2 separate regions of the Homo sapiens genome follow, and region 2 is linked to region 1. Evidence: read pairs that join two places in POLR2A ChIA-PET (ENCODE). Cell type or tissue: Caco-2. All regions are shown on one strand.

Evidence for each region. ChIA-PET counts read pairs that join two places held together with the same protein. Peaks named below come from ENCODE experiments on the same cell type or tissue, not always from the same donor. Only the 100,000 strongest peaks of a DNase experiment are listed, where the experiment ranks them.
Region 2: POLR2A ChIA-PET joins it to region 1 with 8 read pairs; 5 of 35 experiments call an interaction of 5 or more read pairs at or near these places.

Annotation. Positions count from the first base shown.
Region 1 is chr3:136,426,866-136,429,365 of GRCh38, forward strand. The region is part of intron 16 of STAG1 (STAG1 cohesin complex component); the gene reads right to left. Among named protein-coding and RNA genes, the nearest start is that of PCCB, 180 kb to the left of the region's middle. In Caco-2, no CTCF peak of the experiment used is centred here; a DNase peak (open chromatin) is centred at 1,536.
Region 2 is chr3:136,568,003-136,570,502 of GRCh38, forward strand. STAG1 (STAG1 cohesin complex component) reads right to left here. Exons shown (of 34, transcript NM_005862.3): 5 at 763-859. Among named protein-coding and RNA genes, the nearest start is that of STAG1, 180 kb to the right of the region's middle. In Caco-2, no CTCF peak of the experiment used is centred here; no DNase peak of the experiment used is centred here.

The DNA.
Region 1 (2,500 bases):
AGACCATCCTGGCTAACACGGTGAAACCCTGCCTCTACTAAAAATACAAAAATTAGCCAGGTGTGGCGCCTGTAGTCACAGTTACTTGTGAGGCTGAGGCAGGAGAATGGCATGAACCCAGGAGGCGCAGCTTGCAGTGAGCCGAGATCGCGCCACCGCACTCCAGCCTGGGCGACAGAGCGAGACTCGTCTCTTAAAAAAAAAAAAAAAAAAATTAGTGGGATGTGGTGGCAAGCGCATGTAATCCCAGCTGCTCAGGAAGCTGAGGCAGGAGAATCGCTTGAACCCGGGAGGCAGATGTTGAAGTGAGCCGAGATCACACTACTGCACTCCTGCCTGGGCAACAGAGCGAGACTCCAACTCAAAAAAAAAAAAAAGATATAGTATTAATCATAACTGTACAGAATTAACTTTAGCACACATTCTACTACAATAATATTGTACACATCTACTGTTGCTATTGCAGTGAGCTCAAGTATTGCCAAGTATTCACTAAAAAAGCCCCATGACACTAATCATCTTTGCATGAACAGTTGGTCTCTCCAGTGAATTGTGTATCATAGTCAAAAGTGATCTTGTGGTTCTCACTTACCATGTTTAGTGCCATACCATAAACCTTGAATAACATTATGGGACCCATATGTGCTACTAGTGATGCTGGAAGTGTTCCCAAGAAGCAGAGAAAAGTTATTACAAGAAAAAATTTAAAGAAAAAAATTAAATTGCTTGATATGTCTGCAGCTACAGTTGCCCACCATTTCAAGATAAATGAATCTGGTATAAGGACCATTGTAAAAAAAAAAAAAAAAAATTCTTAAAGCCATTACTGCTATACTAGCAGGTGCAAAAACCACTGTACCTTTTGCAAAATACCTTTTTATTTCACATTAGAAGTACAGCTTATATATGGGTGCAGAATTGCTATAAAAAAGGCACACCTATACTCATATGATTTTAAAAAAGTGAAGTCATATAATAACAACTTAAAGCCAAAGGAATGTGAAGGTTACAAAGCTGAGAATTTAAAGCCAGCAAAGGATAGTTTGATAATTTTAGAAAGAGGTTTCACTTTAAAAATGTCAAGAGAAGAGGAAAAACTGTTTCTGCTGACCAAGAGGCAGCTGACCACTCTCCAAGACGCCATTAAGAAAATCACTGAAGAAAAGGATATCTGCCTGCAAAGGTTTTTAATGCAGATCACAGTGCCCTATTCTGGAAAAAAAAAAAAAATGCCACAAAGGACACTTATTAGTAAGGAAGAGAGGTGAGTACCACTTTAAAGCAAGAAGAAATACACTAATCTACTCATTTGTGCAAATGAAGCTGGGTTTATGATCAGGACTGCCCTTATCTGTAAAGCTGCTAACTCTCAAAAGCCTTGAAGGGAAAAGATAAACATCAGCTGCCTGTCTTTTTTTGCCAGTAATGTCTAACAAGAAGGCCTGGACAACAAGGACCCCTTTTCTGGATTGGTTTACACTGACGCTGTAAAGTCCCTGAAGCCAGGAAGTACCTTGCCAGTAAGGGATTGCCTTTTAAAGTTCTTCTGATAACGGACAATGCCCCTGACCAACCAGAACCCAGTAAGTTCAACACCACAGGCATCAAAATGGTCTACTTGCTCCTAAACACAGTATCTCTAAATCAGCCTACAGATCAGGGGTCCATAGAACCCTTAAAGGTCATTAAACATAGTACTCAATGGAAAGGGCTGTCAACACTATTGAAGAGAACCCTGATAGAATATGATGGAAGTCTGGAAGAATTACACCACTGAAAATGCCATTGTTGTTCTAAAGCCATCAAGCCCCCCAAAATAAATACCTGTTGGAGAAAACTGTGTCCAGATGTTATGTACGATTTCACAGAACTTATGACAGAACCAATCAAGAAAATCATCAAAGAGATTGTGGTTATAGTATAAAATGTGGGGAATGAAAGACTTCAACATATAGATCTTAGAGAAATTAGAGAGCAAATAGACACCAGCCAGGAATGAGGGCTCACGTCTGTAATCCCCGCACTGTGGGATGCCAAGGTGGGAGAATCACCTGAGGAAAGGAATTCGAGACCAGCCTGGCCAACATGGTGAAACCCCGTATCTACTAAAAATACAGAAAACTAGCTAGGCGTGGTGGCACAGGCCTGTAAAACCCAGCCACTCGGGAGGCTGAGGCAGGAGAATTACTTGAACCCATGAGGCAGAGGTTGCAGTAAGCCCAGATAGCATCATTGCACTCCAGCCTGGAACAGAGCGCAGGCTGGGAGAGGTGGCTCACACCTGTAATCCCAGCACTTTGGGAGGCCGAAACGGGTGGATGACCTGAAGTCAGGAGTTCGAGACCAGCCTGGCCAACGTGGCGAAACCCTGTGTCTACTAAAAATACAAAAACTAGCTGGCCCTGGTGGCGGGTGCATGTAATCCCTGGTACTTGGGAGTCTGAGGCAGGAGAATCGCTTGAACCCGGGAGGTGGAGGTTGCAGTGAGCCCAGATCACGC
Region 2 (2,500 bases), 140 kb after region 1:
GGTGGAGTATCTCGTATAAGGGTGGTGCTCTGTAAATATTTGATAAACTACTCATGTCAATATGGTAAGTGATAACTTGTACATAAATAAACAAGCCTTCAAGAAATCAATTTGGTCAGTTATCTCAATTAAAGATTACTATTCTTCTGTATTCACAAGCAGAGAATGGTGATTTAACAACTCACTTCCCCCCATGTAATACAAATTAACCTGTTAAGATTTATCTAGAGAAGAAAAAGATCTAGCAGTTATCTCCTAAAATGATAAAAATAAAATTACACTTTAACAAACTGTCTTACAGTTGTAAACTTAAGACACCTGATTCTGCTACTTGTGTTACTTTAAGAAAAGTATTTAAACTTAACTATAAAATGAGTACGAAATACTGGCAGGGATATAAAAGAATGAATGCTAGCAACTAGCACACTTCCCAATATGGAGCATACATACAAATAATATGAGTAAAAATTATAAAAGCCTATGATCTAAAAAATCAATTCATGAAACTACTGAACGAATTTCAGATTTCCTCCCAAAATTTCAAAAACTATATAAATGTATTACTTTATAGGAGCAAAACTGAACAAGAACAAAAATGGAATATCCTTATATAACTTACCAATAATATTCTCTATCAGAAAAAGATTAGCAGATAATCTTTAATTTTAGGGTAAATTATATACGACTAGTGGCAGGTGAAGTAAAAGTCACACTGCTGGACTGACAGGCTCAATGTACATCATTTATTTCAACATTCTGTACCTCGACATCCTGAACACTGGATAAAAAAGTTGATTAAATCCAGAAGTGCGATGTCCCTGTCTTGTTTATATGATTCAATCCAGTCATCCACCACGGACTGTGGAAAAAAAATATAAAAATGAAAACTTCAAAAAAATTTGATATTATAGCAAATAAATTTTCAAAAAAGTTTGTGTGTTTGTGTGTGTTTCTATCTGAACGAGAAAATTACTTACCTGAAATTATTTCTCTGTAGCCTAATAAAAGTAGAGACTCCCTTATTTTTAAAGGCCAATAAAAAGTGACTTACTAGGTTTCAAAGATTTGTTTACAATAGAATCCAAAACAAATCGGACCTTACCAATCCCATTAAGTCCAATAATTATTAAGCAAGTATAGATAATATTCAAACCATATTAAGAAAATGATAAAAATTAACTTCACTTTTACACAGATACAAACTTTCTGAGTTATCAGAAAGCATAATCCACCAGTAGTGCATAAAAAGAATGCAAATAATAAGAGGCATTTTTTCAAGAGTACAAGAATGGCTTAATATTAAGAAATCAAATAACTGAATTTATCAACAAAGTGAAAAAGAAAAATAAAACAATTATATATCAAATCAGATCTCAAAAACGTATCTGATAAAATTCTGTAGCCAATCCAAAAAAAAAAAAAAACTTTCTAGGAAAATTAGGGTTCAATAAAATCTACTTAAAGGATAAAAAGACTAAAATATATTTGTTGTTGAAATACTTAAGATATTTCAACTAATTAAAGAACAAGGCAAGGATGCCCCTCTAACCATTCAACCCAGGGTTGAAGTCTTTAGTTAATGCAAAAGTTAGCAAAATTTAGTAAAGACAATTCTCCTTTCCTACAGTTGATAAGAAAACCCAGGAGTCTCTATTAAAGTGATTCAAGAGATTAATAATAGGAAAATTTGACAAGGTAGCTGACAAGATAAATATACAAAATAACTTAATAGTGCAATAACTAGAAAATATAAATGGATTAGTAGCTTGTTCACAACGAAAAATACCTAAGAATAAATCTAAGAGAATTTTTAATAAGGAAAATTATTAAAACTTACAGGATATTAAAAAAAGACTTCAACAAGTATCATATTCTGAATTTAAAAAAAGATTTAGTGTTGTATCAATAAAGTCTGAGAGTCTTGCCAACTTACAAGGCAAATTTAATGTAATTCCAGTTTGCATTCCAGTGGGCAGGATTGTTTGAGATTTTCTTGGGCAGAGGTAGGGATCAGAGGAAATGTATAAAAATGTAAATTTTAAAAAAATAAAATTTTGTGTACTAAGGTATATTTATATACAGTAAAATGCATTAATCCTGTTATACCTTAATTTTTATAAATACATACACCTGTGTAACCACAACCAAGATGAAGATATAAAACATTTCCACAACTAAAACAGGCTCCCTTATGTTGCTTTCCAGTCAGTAACCATCCCCAGCACAAAGGGTAATTATTATACTGATGCATATTACCATGAATTAGTTTGACATGATATTGAAACTCATATAAATGATATCATCTTTTTTTATTTCTTTCAAGCAAAGTTGTATTGGTAAGATTCAGCAGCATTGTTATGTGTATTAGTAATGCCTTTTTTACATTGCTGAATATTATTTCATTGTATGAATATACCACAATCTATCACCCATTTTACTGTTGAGGAATATGAGTACTCTTTGCAGTTTAGGGCTATCACAAATAAAACTGTTATGTACA